Regions from separate parts of the Mus musculus genome. Here region 1 is linked to region 2. A link is a loop called in an ENCODE intact Hi-C map of the cell type or tissue named here. Cell type or tissue: left cerebral cortex. All regions are shown on one strand.

Region 1 (8,000 bases), 500 kb after region 2:
TCTGGCTGCTCTTCCAGAGGACCTGGGTTCGATCTCCAGCACCTATGACAGCTCACAACCATCTGTAGCTCCAGTTCCAGGAAACCTAACCCCCTCACACAGACTTACATGCAGGCAGAACACCAATGCACATGAGATAAAATTTATTTAAAACCTGGTATTATTAAAAATATATTTCCATTTATTTCTATATTTTACTTTATCTTTTAAGTGTTTTAATATAATAGATGTGATTAAGCAAAAGTAGAGTATTTATTTATAATTATAACATAGGTTAATATGTAGATAGCAACAAAGGTCTCTTTCATTCATGTTTCTGTGGACAGGAGGAGATCTCTTATTATAGAAATAAGATCACCCTGTGTATACCCCAATTTTATTTAACATTCAAATCTCAGAAATTCCCATCTTCTATGTATCTTTCTCCTGTCACTTAAGAAGTGACTTCTTAATTTATACAGCTGCACTTGTTGTACTTAGCACATGGTTTAATATGTAATTATTCCCCAATTATAATTAGAGTGTTTGCGTAACAGAAACCCAATTTAGCCTACTTGCTGAAACTACAATAAAAAAAAAAATCACACAAAATATATGAAGCAATTGTTTTGCAACAACTGGATAGCAGGGTTTTGGATTTTTTGTTTGTTTGTTTTTGTTTTTTCGAGACAGGGTTTCTCTGTATAGCCCTGGCTGTCCTGGAACTCACACTGTAGACCAGGCTGGCCTCGAACTCAGAAATCTGCCTGCCTCTGCCACCTGAGTGCTGGGATTAAAGGTGTGTGCCACCATGCCCGGCAATAGCAGGGTTTCTGATTACAGGCAGAAGCCCTGAAGGATGAGCGGCAAGTAAGGTACCAGTTTGCCCTCTTGAGAGAGCTTCCAGGCAGTGACATGGGAAGAGGGAAGTTGTGGTCATTCTCTGAGTCTAGAAAACAAACCTGAGAGCCTGGAAAGGCCAAAGAAGCTATAATCTACCCAACAAACACCAACCAAGAGAAGCTGTCAGGGGTGAGACCTCTGCAGAACTCTCTAAAACCTTGAGCATGGTACTGATTTGTCCTGAATGTGGTTGACCCTCACGTTTCCAGTAGAGCATTCAGAGAGCAAGTCTAACTAAGCTCAGAGACTTCATCGGCAACAAAATGATGAAACGGAGAGTGGAGATTGGGTAGAGAAGGGCCATCTTTTCAAACAAACCGCCTCGGATATTAGCATTTAATTAACAGCAAAGGGGTCATTGGCCCATACTTACACACAACTCTAAGTAGATCACTGACCTAAGTGACAAATGTGAAGCTAGAGAATATCTACAATAAGTAAGAATCTATTAGCTTCAACACCAAGTGCCATGGCCCAGGGAAAAGAGCAAAAACAATAAGCTTCATCAAAATTTAAAGTCTACTTATCAAAGTCTGTTACTAAGGTGCAAAGACAAACCAAGGGCAGGAACAAAGACTTTCAAATCATTCATCTGAGGAAAATACTTGAATTTTATAATACATACAATCTCTCAAAACTGAGCAAAGGGGAGAACAAAATTGCTAAATCGTTTGAACAAAGACTTCGCCAAAGAAGTGACAGCACTTTGCTGAGGTTCTTGGATGGCAAAGCAATCTACCACAGGCTGCTCAACAGCTGAGATAGAGCTAAGTCAGGAAGTACGAGGCTAGCTTGTGCAACATGGTGGGACCTCATCTCCACAGGTGAAGAAAATAATAAGAATGACCTTGATAACATGGATATCAAGGAACCAGGGCACTCATAACTTAGCAAGGAGAGTGTAAAATGGGTCGGCCACTCTGAAAAGCTATTCACCAATTTCTTCAAACACGGGCCTATATACCACACGGGCCAGCCATTCCATTCCCAGAATTAAGCGAAGAGAACTGAAAATATATGTGCATTTGCACATGAATATTGATGACAACTGTATTTATAAATCTTAAAACCTGTACATAATGAAAATGCCAATCAACAGATGAATGGACACACTGATTTTGCCATACTGCACAATACTAGGCTATCTGCAAAATAAAGACTGGAATGTTGGTATGTGCCTCAACGTGAGTGGACCATAAAATAAAGGAGACCAGTAGATTAGATAAAAAATGAATCAAAAAATGGTATAGAATACCAAATAAATAAATAAATAAATAAATAAATAAATAAATAGGAAATAACCCCCAGTAACAGATAAAAACATCCATGAGTCCCTTGGAACCGATGAGAGATGGGGATGACATCATGAGACAAGTCAGGGGAACTGAAGAGCACTGCCTGCACTCAATATCTCAACTACGGTGAGAATTTCACACGTGTTCACCAGTGTCACATATGTCAAGGGATTTTGTACCTTCATAGCAAATTATAATATGCCCATTCTGCCCCCAGAAAGACTGCTTAAATAGTTTTATTTTATGTAAACTAATTTATAAGATTTCTAAAAAGACAATCCAGGAGTGTCATGAACAAATTAACTTTCTACTGACAGAGCTTTGAGAAGATACTAAGCACTTATATGATATAGTAAATATATGGCTTTAAGTTAAATAGAATCCCTGCATTTTTCCTGCAGACCACATTTGCAAGACACAACGTCTGCATCTTTCAAAGTCTTCCTCCTGTGATAAGTGAAATTCAAGTAATTTGTGTGTGTGTGTGTGTGTGTGTGTGTGTGTGTGTGTGTAATACCCAAATTCATTCCAGTATTTCCAAAAGACAATCAAACCAGGACAAAACCTGGTAAGAAAAATAAAAATTAGCAAACCAACCAGTTTGCAAGAACATGCTAGAGGGGTATCGAAAAATATCTTGAATGGGAATAAAGCACACCAGAGACAATTCTGCTGAGCATGGTGTTGGGAGAGTAGCTTGTCTTTTTCTCAGACTTCTTACCTAGTGATTTCATTACTTGCCTGAATTCTGTACCATTCCCAAATAGATTCTGAATTTAAATAGCTGCCTCTAAGATAATGTGGTAGTAGTTCATATTTGTGACGGGCCCTAAGAGTCAGTTGGCACTTGCAAATGCCCTTCAAGATATTCTAATTGGTTTCAAACACAAGTTCTATCTCCCCAAATAATGTTGTTACAGGTTGATGAATCTTATCAGTGTACCCAATGAGGCGAGAAATATAAATAAATTTCTTTGTGCCCAACAGATTTTCAAAGAGTTACGGCACAGTGGCTTCTTTCTGAAGTCTAAACTTCTGAGAATTGCTCCAAGCTTGCAGGCAAGTTGGCGGGCTCGATGAAGCAAAGAAGCCTCATGCGCTGGCCACAACAAGCTTCACCAGAGAAAGCAGATAGACTTAGCACTCCATCACCCTTCAGTGGCAATGGGGCTCATGCTGAAAAACTTCCTCACACTGCCTTTATTTTGTGACCACGTCTGTGTTCAGCACCATGGACAGACCCAATGGCCCCGAAGCCGGGACAATGGAGCAGCTCATAAGATTTCTGTAGCAAAATTTTATAGACTGCCTTAATATGTCAGATTAATTTGGTGTTTATGATAATGAGGGAACTTTTCCATTTTCATTTTCTTTAGTGCTTTTCAAAATGATGAGTATCTTGGAATACAGCAAAAGCAGTTTGGAAGGAAATTGCTTTATTTTTTTTTTTTTATCCAAATGGTTGAACTAATAGATTGAAATTTTTACAGAAAAGGCCTCAAGAGATACAAACGACAGAAAAAAGTTACAGAGAAAGGGGGAGCAAAAGTAATTTAGTGTCACATTTCTGCGCTTTTCAATCAGATGATACTGGCAAGTCACACAGGTATGGTTCTTACTCCCCCAACTTAAAAAGTCAGCCAGAAACATTTGTATCACTTCAAACAGTGCTAAGTACTCTATAATGGTGTGTATTTACGTTTGTATCATGGTCATTTTCTCCCAAAGAAGGACAAATCATATTAGTAATGCTAACATCCCTTTCTATCCGTCATTAATATTTGAAAACAAGTGGAGTCAAATTATATTAAAATCTTCAAAGGGAGAGAGGATAAAAGATTCCATTGAGAGATCATCTTTTGTCTTTAAATATATGCATACGGTAGAACAACTGAATTCTGTCTTGATGTGAAAGATAGAAGAAGGAAGCCTGCTGGTGAGGGGAAGGTATGCCTCTGTACATTTATTCATCCATATATTAAAACCTGTATTATGTGGGAACATCTCTAGGGGTGGGGCTACAACAGCGATGACCAATGGACACAGTTCTAACTATCTAGCTCTGAACTTCTTGCTGTGTTGTTAGACTCCCCATCTCCTGTGCCATGGAAGGAGAGCAGTAGATCTAGAGTTATCGAGAAGCTGGCTGAAATGGCCAGCCCTGAAAGCACAATACAAGTAGTGTTGTTCAGACTCAACAGGTTTTATGTAGGAACATATATATATATATATATATATATATATATATATATATATATATATATATATGCATATGATAACAATTAGTGGAAAAGAAGGGGCGTGAATTTGAGAGTGGTGAGGGCTCTGTGGGAGGATTTGGAGAAAGGGAAGGGGGAAATGTAATCAAAATATGATCTCAAAAACAAACAACAAAGCATGCAGAGGCTTGAGAAGAGCAGCTTCATACTAGACAAAGCCAGGGCAGGGTGCTCTGTAATCTTGCAAGTGAGAGTTTGCTGATCCTTACAAATTTAAAAGAAGAAGAAGAGGAGGAGGAGGATGAGGACGAGGATGAGGACGAGGACGACAAGGAGGAGGAGTCAGACCTAAGTACACAGTGACTAATTGCTCACTGATATGGCCCAGTCTGGACTCTTCCTACCACTGATCAGATTTGTACACCTAGAGAGTAACAAAGAGGCACTGGACACGCCCTCTAGAGGACAGTCATGGGACTTTCTAGTCAGAGATCACAAGGTGCCTTTTACATCTGAGTAAACTTCTCCAGTCCTTTCAGCATACACGGTTCTCAGGAAGCTTTACAAATCAAAAGATAAGCAAGCCAGACTCAGTTCAGAAAAAGACAAGGAACCATCTGTGCTGCCCGGAAGAGAATGAACTATTTTTACATTACACGGTGGCAAATCGGTTAATTTCAAATTCTGACATATATTCATGGTGCAGTAATGGTCTGCATTACCCAGAAAGGCAAATATAGAGTAGAAATTGTCCGTACATTAAAACTATATGAAGACAGTCGGCATGGCTGGCTGATAGGAACAATATCGCAATGCAAACTCCACAGCCAGTGAACAGCTCATGTGTGTTACCTTTTAAGGTTTTATGCATGAGAAAAGTGCTGTTTCATAGCAAATGGATTTAAGCTACCATGTGACATTGCTTTATCTAGTGGTTTTACCTTTTTGTTTACTTAAAACATAATATTGGGGCCAGCAAGATGATTCAGAAGGTAAAGGCACTTGCTGCCAGTCCCTAGGGACTGCCTGAGTTCAATTCCCAGGACCCAAGGGGTAGAAGAAGAAAACTAAATCTAGAAAGTTGTTCTCTGACCTTTACACATGAGCTGTGGCACACGTATGTCCCCACACATACAACACACACATGTACACATAATAATAAATAACAAATTCTTTCAGATAAAAACAAGATACCTTTGAATTGATAATCTTAACTTTTATGTGCATGCACATAAAATGTGCCTTTAAAAAAAGAATTCTCTTTCTCCCCACATAGAAGGTAATTCCGAGGACATGAGCTGTCTAGCTTAGCAACTATTACCCTTTGATTTACCACAGCAAGGCCTATCCTTGATATATAACACCAACACCTATTGGGACTTCATTTCCTTGTCAGCCATTTTCCCAATAATTATCATTTTTCCCTGTCCTGCATGCACGGGGATAAAAGAAACTATGACAGGATGCAAGTTTTTGTCCTTGACACCAAGGCTAGCACTGTAATTGATAGCGGTACCAGATAGGGCTTCCTAGCCACTGACACATGCAGAAAATGTTATTTTCAGGCTGGATATAATCTCCATCCAATATCCTCTGCAGTAGGTGGTTGTTATCATAAGGGAAGACTGGCAGTCTCACTGTAACAGATACTCCAGTCCTCAGGGGGGTTATCCTAATGCTCAAATGACCCTTCCTGATGTGACACAGAAGAGAGACTGGTTTTCTGAATAGTGGCACACATTCAAGATTGGACAGTCATGGTATCATTAGACACTGTTCTGTTTTGTGAGTGGGATAGATGATTTACCCTGAAGCGAAATTTATCACTTCCAGTTAATTTCTTTTAAAAACAAATCAAAACTCACCTACCACCCTCAAGCACCTATCTTTAGTGAAAGCCCAAAATGACATAGTTTTCTAATGAAAACTAAATTTAATCATCTCTCATGGTTTGGAGCATTAAAACAAACAAGCAAACCAAAGCAAACCACTAGTCTTTGAGTCACAAAAGGTAGTTAAGACCCAGGCTTGCTCTAGACTAGGTGCTGAGTGTTTGAAGGTCTGAGTGTTTGAAGCAGCCCCAAACCACTAACCCTACTTTCTAACCCTTAATAAGGCAATTTTAGGGAGTGGAATTTGAGGGGATGGTTTGCTCGTGGGAGTGGAGTCCTGCGTGGGGTTAGTGCTCTTACAAGGGTGGAGGAAGAAAAACCCTCCCTTCGCCTTTGCATCAGGCAAGGTTGATGTGAAGAAAGCTGTGCATGATTTGAAAGAAGTTACCATGAGCCAGTAATTCAAGAGATCATTTTGATCTTTCACTCAGTGGCTAGCTCACGAGCACTCGGATGCCAAGGCACGAGGATAGCCACAAGCCTGGGGCCAGCTTAGGCAATAGAGTGAGTTCAAGGCCAGCCTCAACTCCAATAGAAAGAAAAGGAAAACAAAAGGTCGCTTTTGCTCCTCTATCATTTAAATTGTTGATCAAAGTATTTGGCATACTCGGGTGATACGCTTTAATGAAAGTTTAACAAAACCTTGACGATTTACAGAGGTGTAGGAAGGGTACAGGAAAGGCACCAGACCCAGTGTACCATCTCAGAGAACACACCAGATTGCCAGCCTTAAAGTATCAAAGAAAAGAAAATCACAGGCAGCTGGAGACAGAGGAGCTAAGTGGAGAGACCAATGTCACAGGAGCTGTGATCTTAGCTGGAGGGACAAGCACAGGGGAAAGAGACTCCACCAAGCAATGGGAGGTAGCAAATGTCTTTTTCTCACAGTTTCCACTCCCACTAGTTTCTGATCTTTGCACTGTATATATGTGTATGTATGTGTGTGTATACATATATGTGTGTATATGTGTATAGATATATGTGTGTATATATACACATACACACATATATGTATACACATTCACACATATACATATGCATATACATATACATAATGCAAAGATAAAAAGCCAGTGGCAGTATGGAGGTAGACAGACAGACAGACTGACTGAAGCAAACGAGCCCTGGTGATGCCCAGTATGGACTCTCACTTCCTGAAGCTCAGGACAGATATGGGCCAAGATCTGGGAAGAGGAATTATCCATCTCTTGCTCACTTGTGAAGCACAATAGCTTCTCCATGGTGCCCGTCCCCTGAAGCTTCTTAGTGACGTCACCAGTGTACGCTGCTCGTCCCTTGAGCCCGTGTACTGTGGTGAATCCCTTCCGAATTCTGTCTACAGATCGGGTGTTCAAATAACATACCCCCCAGCTGTCACCAGGAGCCCATTAGAACCTTGTGAGGCACTCATCTGAAATAACCCTAGACCTCCCCAGGAATCCACAAAGAATGTAAGCGAATCAATTGCTTCAGTTAGATGAAATGTCAGTGTTAGTAAACATTGATTTTCTATATTCCCTCTCTCTAATTAGTTGCTTTGAACATCAATGGTTTGTGTGCACGTGCGTGCGCACGCACACACACATACACACAAAGCTATAATGATTCTTTTTTAGAGCACCAGCCAACCAGAAAGATTGAAGCACAATCTTATTCACCCTTTGATGGACTGACTATCCATGTGGAATCCCACCACACTGCAGACAGTGCTC
Region 2 (8,000 bases):
AGTAAAGTAGTAGTATTTGGTTTTACCATACGCCTCTGGCTTTCTAGTTCTAGTTTCTTGGTCACCCAGCTTTGAGATATCATTGTATCAGCATATCTTACAGGCAGAACTTCACTGAAGGTCCAAAGCAGTATAGCTGAGTTGGTGTTTGTTTTTCCCCTTTGGTAGAGTGCTGTCTTATTAGGGATTTTATTGCTTCAATAACAAAAAGGTAAGTTTCGAAGGACAGGGTTTCATTGGCTCACACTTCCACATTGCAATCCATCACTGAAGGAAGCCAGGACAGGAAATCAAACTCCAAGAACCTGGAGCCAGGAGCTGATGCAGTGTGGTATTCGTGCGGTATTCATGTTGGGGTCCAGCTGTGGTTCCATGTTCTCTATTTTCTCAGGATGTCCAGATGCTGCTGCACACCGGTCTGGAAGGATGAAGGGGAGTAATGAATGGGTGGGGTCTGCAGGATTCCAGTCTGGCTGGGAGTGAATGTGTTAGTGGAGGGGAAGGTCTTCTCCAAGGGTCTTCAGTGAAATAGCTGAGACAATCTTAGCATAAGCACATACCTTTACACATACCTGGGTTTATGTGAATACACTTTATTGGGGTGAACCAGGGTTTTATATATATATATATATATATATATATATATATATATATATATAACCCTGGAGAGTGGGAGGAGCTTCTTCTTAGAGTGACGTTTCATTGGCTGAGGCTTAGGTATTAGAGATGTCTCATTTGCATGGAGAGGCATATTCCAGGAATTTGAACCTGGAATTTCCCCCATGTCGATAGAATGTGGAGGTTGGGCTCCCCCATCAGGCAGAGAAGAGGAATCCTTGATAAGAACAGGGAGTCCTCTCTTTAATGCCAAGCTCCTGAAAGATGTCTGGAAGTGGTAGACTACAACCTTAGTAGCGAGGTGCTAAGATGCAGAAGCTATGGAAGGGTGCTGCTTACTTGCTTGCTCCTCATGACTTGCTCCATTTCCATGCGTTCGTAAACTTTTTGTTGCTGATAATCCAGCTTGGTGGTGTTATTTTCAGTTTCTCCTGTCTGTTGAGACTTGTTCTGTGTCTGAGTATACGGTCAATTTTGGAGAAAGTTCCATGATCTGTAGAGAAGAAGGTATATTCTTTTGTGTTTGGATAAAATGTTCTGCAAGTAACTGTTAGGTCCACTTAGTTTATAATGTCTGTTAGCTCCAGTATTTCTCTGTTTAGTTTTTGTCTGGACGACCTCTCTGTAAGGGCGCTCCTCAGAGTCTACAAAAACACCCAGACACCAAGTTCTCAGCACAAAGACAATTACCCTGGAGAGACAAGCTGCTGGGTAATGGGACAGGACTTGGCAAGCAGGGAAGATACTGCCTCTGGATCAGACAAAGATAGAAGTCTGTGTTTTTTCAGGAGTTGATGTTTAAGGAGAAAATGGAAGGAAGTCTGTGCTATGATGAGTTGGTAAGACCTGACTGGACAGGTTAGCCAGTGGTAAGACCTGATTGGACAGGTTAGCCAGTGGTAAGACCTGATTGGACAGGCTAGCTAGTGGTAAGACCTGATTGGACAGGGTAGCCAGTGGTAAGACCTGATTGGACAGGTTAGCTAGTGGTAAGACCTGATTGGACAGGTTAGCCAGTGTAACCAAAGAATGAATTTTGACTTCTGGACCTTGACGATTTGATAGTTGGATCTTGGTGATCAGTCTCAGGAATGAGTCAATGCCTAAATAAGGGAATGGCCCTTGGAGGCTAGCTTCAGGAATGTTATCTAAGGGTTTAACAAAGAAGAGGGGAGGAGAAAGTGCAAAACCTGCCAGCGCAACGCCATGCTTGCCATGTTTGGCCCTGTTAGCCCTTCACTGTCTATTGGCAAGAGTTGGGCATTGCAGTATCCCACTATCAGTGTGAGGATCAATGCATGATTTCATCTGTATTTAATCCTATTATGAACTTGGGTGCCTTGGAGTTTGCTTCATAGATGTTAAAAATTGCAATGTCCTCTTGATGGATTTTTCTTTTGGTGAGTATGTCGTGTCCTTCCCTATCTCTTTCTGATTATTTTAGTTTGAAGGCTATTTTGTTAGATACTACAATGGCCACACAAGCTTGCTTCTTAAGTCTGTTTGCTTGGAATACTTCTTCCAGAAAGCCGATGGCTCTGAATCCATTCGGTTCAAGATGCTTTTTGGGTTCTTCTGGAAGAAGGATGCCTAGGTTTTTGGACTCTACTGGAGTCATATTGTCCCAGTTGTTATTTACTGTGTTTTTTATGCTGTCACCTAGGGTTTGGGAAGATTGTAATTCTAGATGTTTAAATCTGCTTTTATGTTGTTGGATAGGTGTTTCATTCATTGGTTTCTGTTGCCCTCTCTGGTTTTTAGGAGGGTCTACTAGTTGTGTAATATCTAGTAGTTAATTCTTCTGGGTTGCTGCCAGGAGTGACCACTAGGGTTTCTGGGTAAAATGTGTTTCTACGTATTGGGATCTGATGCTGAGGAATTCGGATGGACTAGGAGGCAGGATATGAGATGGTCCGCAGTAGGGAAAAAAAGCAGTGTTGTCTGCTAGGATCTGTTTATTCCTCTGGGAATGGGGGCAGAGAGTGAGGAGAGGCCACAACAGCTAGTCTCTTATGGACCTGGAACGAGATTAGAGGATGGATGTGGAGGAGAGGAGAAAAAGATCTGAAGCTCACCCACCTGTTTCTCTGGTCTGCTTGCTTCTCTGTAGGCTTGACTGGCGAGTTGCTAGGGATGCCTACTGGAGTCGTGGGTTGGGATAACAGGATGGAATGATGGGAAAAGCTGGAGAAAACCTGAGTAGTCTGCTAGAGAGCAGAGGAAGACTGTGAGTCGCCATTGTTGAAGTGACCAGCACTTATAGACACTTGGTGTGAATTCAAGTGTGCTGGACACCCCTTTCCGTCTTGAAGGGATGGGGAAGTACAAGAAGCTTTGGCAAGAAGTGTGTGTGTGTGTGTGTGTGTGTGCGCGCGCCCGCGTGTGCATGTGTGTGCCTATGTGTTGCTGGTCTGAGGAATGTATACATTCACACAGAAATGGCCAGGCTACAACTCTAAAGGAGCAAATTCCTTTCCTCTACAAAAGGAAGATATTAATGTCAAAGGTAAATTGGACTGCGGTCATGGTTTTTCCTAAGGATGAATTCTGACTTCAAAGGTCCTGGCTTCTCAAAAAGCCGACAATACCTGCCAGGTAAAAACCATGGTTCTTCTCACAATTCCCACAAGATGGCAGCATTTCACCAAAGATGTCCCTCTCGTTGCCTATAAGAGAAAGAAGTGGAAATCAGTAGAGGACTAGTTGAGAATTCATAAAAGCAGAAAGAGCCCCAAATAGTTCCAAACCCTGGTGGCCCTCCAATTAAATGAAGCTCTTTAGCTTGAGCAGTTGCCTTCTAATACAATGGCTTCCCGCTTCCTACTTCTTAAAACAAGGCCCATCTGATACTCCAGTGCCGGTGCTGTGTTCACCACATGAGGGCGGTGAAGTCCCTTTGACGGCAGAGGATCGATAGTTCTGAATCTATTTTTTTGAAGATGCTTTGGGTTCTGGGACTGGATGAAGGGTGTCCAGTCACCTCTTGGCACCATGGAAGCCACTCACTCTTTCTCCATTATCAGTCTAATCAATATGGTGATTTTCCTGCCTTCAGCCCCCATGGCTCTACAGTTGACCGAGCCTTCTTGAACTCTACTTCAGGCTTCTTCTGAGCTCCCAGCTCAGCCCTATCTGATCCTTTTTGGGTTCCGGAGAAGAGGGAGTGCTATCAGTATCTGTAGTGAGTGTACTTGGAGATACATGCTGACGATCACAAGATGGGTGACTCTGTCACACTGGAGACAGAGAGAAGACACGAGGAGAGTCACAAGTTTGGTGTTGCTTACAGTAGTGGTACAGAACCGTCTCCACTCTCTTGAATTAGGTATGCCTCCAGGATCAACGGTAGCTTTGAGAACAACATCAAGGCTGTTGTGGATCCTTCACTCCACCCTCCCGCACCAGACTCGAGTCAGCGTCCGCTCTTACACCATAGCATGCTATTGCTTTGGCAACCAGTTCTTAGGTCAGCATTGCTGGAGAGAAACAATGGAGAGGATTCAGGAAAAGCATTTAGATGAAGAAAAGCAAGAAAAAGAGGCTTTCTGGGGTGTAAGTAGCTTGAGGTTTATTGGGGATAAAAGGGGGTGGGGAATAAGTGAGTGGGTGGACAGATTGGTGGATGTTGTTCGTAGAGAGGAAGTAGGCTTTGTAAAATCTCTTCAGTGTCTGCCCCACCCCATCCCTGCCACCCCTGTATTTCAGGATGCTGTCTGTGTCTCTGTCTGCCTTGCTACTTCTCAGATTGTATCTGGTGCTGAGTGAGGCAATACTTGTTGGCACTCCCAACCTACACACTCTGTGTTTACAGACAGTTATCATATCATTAGTCATTGCCTAGCAAGTACCGCTTTCATGTTTCCACATCTGGGTCCCTCCCACCCCCTCAGCTGTGTGTGCCCCACTCTCTGATCTCCTTCCAACACTTCCTTCTTCTTCAGACCCCAGAGATCTTCACAGACAACTTGTTGTCTCAGGTAAAAGATCAAAGTTATCAAGGAATGATGGGGGCATGTTGTGTGGACTCAGGGGAGAGCTAATACTTTTCACAACAGTTCTAAAGCCAGAACCAGAACCAAAGAAACTCCATTACTGCACACCCCATTTGCACACAATGTCTAAACTCTTTTTTAAAGTACATGAGTACTGCAATTCAGACCCATGGCATTTTGAAAGCATACCTCTAAAATGGATTGAATACATTTAGCGATTTTCTTTCTCCATTACAGAAAAATCCACTACAGAAGCCATAAACTTTTGTAGAGCAAAGAGGAACAAGACCGAAAGAGAGAGGAAGAGAATCGCAGGAAGGGACCTCAGCCTTGGGCCAGAAGACTTTGCACTCTAAGGCCTTGGCAAGCAGTGGTGCTAGGTGCAGCTATGCATCAGTTGGAGAAGAGATGGGGAGGGGGTGCAGGAAGATGGGGACTGAGTTGATTTGTATCTCTGTGCTTGATTATCTGGCTAGATCAGGAGATGAGAGTAAATGGTAATGAAGCAGCTCCGAGGGAAATCAGGCCAGCACAGCATAAAGGAGAAGCAGGTAAGACTCGGCAGAAAGTGGACATCTCCAACCTTCTGCGGTTTTAATCTGAAAGTCCAGTGCCTGCCACCCAACGTGCAGTGATATCTTCCATATGAGTTCATTCTATCTATTCATGTTCTTGGTCCTTCCCCCTCTTCCCCCATCCCGACAGCCATTCTCTTGCTACAGGTCCATTACTTATGTCATCATTTGCGATATCACACGGGTGCTCTTCTCCCTCTGCACACCATCCCCACCCCAGTCACAGTTCTATACCAAACCTCCCTCTATAACTCCATAGCTAAGACCTACTCAGTGATGACCTTGACTGTGAGGCAGAAATCACTCTCGGTACTGACTGGTTTTGTGTGTCCACTTGACCCAAGCTGGAGTTATCACAGACAAAGGAGCCTCCCTTGAGGAAATGCCTCCATGAGATCCAGCTGTAAGGATCAATAAGTGATCAAGGGAGAGGGCCCACTGTGAGTGGTGCCATCCCTGGGCTGGTAGTCCTGGGTTGTATAAGAAAGCAAGCTGAGCAAGCCAGGGGAAGAAAGCCAGTAAAGAACATCCCTCCATGGCCTCTGCATCAGCTCCTGCTTCCTGACCTGCTTGAATTCCAGTCCTGACTTCCTTTGGTGATGAACAGCAATGTGGAAAGTGTAAGCTGAATAAATCCTTTCCTCCCCAACTTGCTTCTTGGTCATGATGTTTGTTCAGGAATAGAAACCCTAACTAAGACACACTCCTTTTTTTTTTTTTTTTTTTTGATACTCAAGACTTTTGATAAATTGAAAAATAACAACCGAATTCCTCCATTATATAAACATACTTTTTATACAGTGCTGGTGAATGGCCCCAATAGGTTCATATATTTTAATGTTTAGTCATTAGGTCGTGGCACTACTTAAGGATTAGGAGGTTTGCCTTGTTGAAGGAAATGTCTCACTGAGTGAGACCTTTGGGGCTTCAAGTGGTCAAGCCATCAGACTTTCTAGCAAGTTAAGAAATGCATTTGGGATGCAGAACCCCTGTGAGCTCAAGGCCAGCTTTGTCTAAATAGTGAGTTCCAGGTCAGCCAGGGCTACATTGTGAGATGAGAGAGAGGAGAAGAAGAGAAGAGAAGAGAAGAGAAGAGAAGAGGAGAGGAGAGGAGAGGAGAGGAGAGGAGAGGAGAGGAGAGGAGAGGAGAGGAGAGGAGAGGAGAGGAGAGAAGAGAAGAGAAGAGAAGAGAAGAGAAGAGAAGAGAAGAGAAGAGAAGAGAAGAGAAGAGAAGAGAAGAGAAGAGAAGAGAAGAGAGAGACCAAGAAACAGAGACAGATCGAAAGAGAGACAGAGAGGCAAAATTCAACCAGATTCCTGACCTTAATATTTAAACAAGGAAAGGTAAAGATCTAGCAAAGATCTACCAGTACCAGTCCATAACATTTCACCTACAATCCACTCAGGTCAGGAGGACTCTGGATCTCACTCCAGAAGCTGCCTCCTGGAGCATCAGCGTATGTCTTCTCCACTCTGGGATTTTCATGAGATTGCTGCCTCCCTTGAGCTAGCTTGCTAGGGGATCTTACCTCTTGGTCTCTTTCCTGCTTTTGTTTTCTCTGTCCTTTGAGTTCTTAGGAAGTGGCATCTATCCCTCTAAGTATATGCTCTAGCCATACAGAGGCTTGATTAGTTGTTTTGAAGAAAGAGTCTCTCTGGTGTCCCCATGAATGGTGCTTTAATGTTCCTCCCAGATGACATCATGTATGGCCCTCTGTGTCCTGCACCAATCTTCTAAGCTCCATCCCCATGCCCTGATGCCAAGGGTTCATGCCCTACATATACAGTTTCCAGAGATTTTCAGCAACTTCCACACTAGAGGTTTTCCGTCTTCAGCCTCCCTCCATCAAGGTAGCTCGTACCAACCAGTAGGGTTGCAGGTACAAAAGCTAAGCAAATTCTAGGGTGCACCGTATGCTCCAGAGTTCCCTTGGGAATCAAGCTGCATCTGGAACTTAAAATCCCCACTTGCTCAGCTTCTCTCCATTCTCACACGATGTGCTCAGCTTCCTTCCGGTTTTTGTAAGCAATGACTGTGTAGCATGTATCCTCTAGAGAAACTCTTACTATATTTGTAAATTATATTTAATTACCCTTTCTATAAAGTGCCCCTGACCACCTTGAAAGAGAGATATAATCACTCCTTCCTCTGGCCACTTCTGATGGCCATTCATAGCAATGCCAATGATTCCAACTAAGCAAATCAACCTCTGTAATTGACAAACTTCCCCTCATAGATCAGTGAAGGGTGTGGTTGCATTGTCTACTGGTATTTCTCTCACAACTACCAGGGATGAAGACCATATTTATTGATTAGAAAACTTTTGGCATTGGCTTGAAATCTGCCTCTTTCTAATTTTCTTGCCGGTAGCAATTTCTGCCTTCTCACACAGCAGAGTTAATTTCCCATCAAGTTGTAGGTCTTGACCCCTCTGCATCTAGAGAGTCTCTTGGATGCTTTTGGTTCACAAGATTTCCCCATCTTCTTGCTGCTCCAAAATCTGTCAGTGTCCTCTGAGAGCCTGGCAGCCAAAGCTAGAAACATTTCGATGACATAAAATAAATATGTTTAAGAGTCAACTGACTTCATCAAGGCACATCTGGTTTGGTTTTCTTCACTGAGACTAAAATGCTTGAGGGAAAACCCCAGTGTGGAGTCACACTGAAGGCGCGACATGAAGACAGCAATCAGCTAAGACCACTAGGCTCCCTCAGGTGGACTTTTGGAGACTGGTTTTTCTCCTCCTGAATTAACAGAACTCATTGCGTTTGAAGCTAAACTGAAGGCTTAACTTGGGCCTACTCTTTAAGACTT

The links. A loop is a pair of places that touch in the nucleus more often than their neighbours do. Peaks named below come from ENCODE experiments on the same cell type or tissue, not always from the same donor. Only the 100,000 strongest peaks of a DNase experiment are listed, where the experiment ranks them.
Region 1: a loop joins it to region 2, with 2.1 times the contacts of the local background. A loop is called at or near these places in 6 of 42 quality-filtered maps.

The regions. Positions count from the first base shown.
Region 1 is chr5:99,704,057-99,712,056 of GRCm38, forward strand. The region is part of intron 1 of A930011G23Rik (RIKEN cDNA A930011G23 gene); the gene reads right to left. All of the region lies in intron 2 of Gm16226 (a long non-coding RNA gene), which reads left to right. Among named protein-coding and RNA genes, the nearest start is that of Gm16226, 7.7 kb to the left of the region's middle. In left cerebral cortex, a CTCF peak has its summit at 4,849; a DNase peak (open chromatin) is centred at 4,944; H3K27ac peaks cover 456 bases.
Region 2 is chr5:99,199,260-99,207,259 of GRCm38, forward strand. No RefSeq gene overlaps it. Among named protein-coding and RNA genes, the nearest start is that of Rasgef1b, 50 kb to the right of the region's middle. In left cerebral cortex, CTCF peaks have their summits at 826, 3,293 (motif pointing right) and 3,498 (motif pointing right); DNase peaks (open chromatin) are centred at 2,805, 3,295 and 3,444; H3K4me3 peaks cover 267 bases.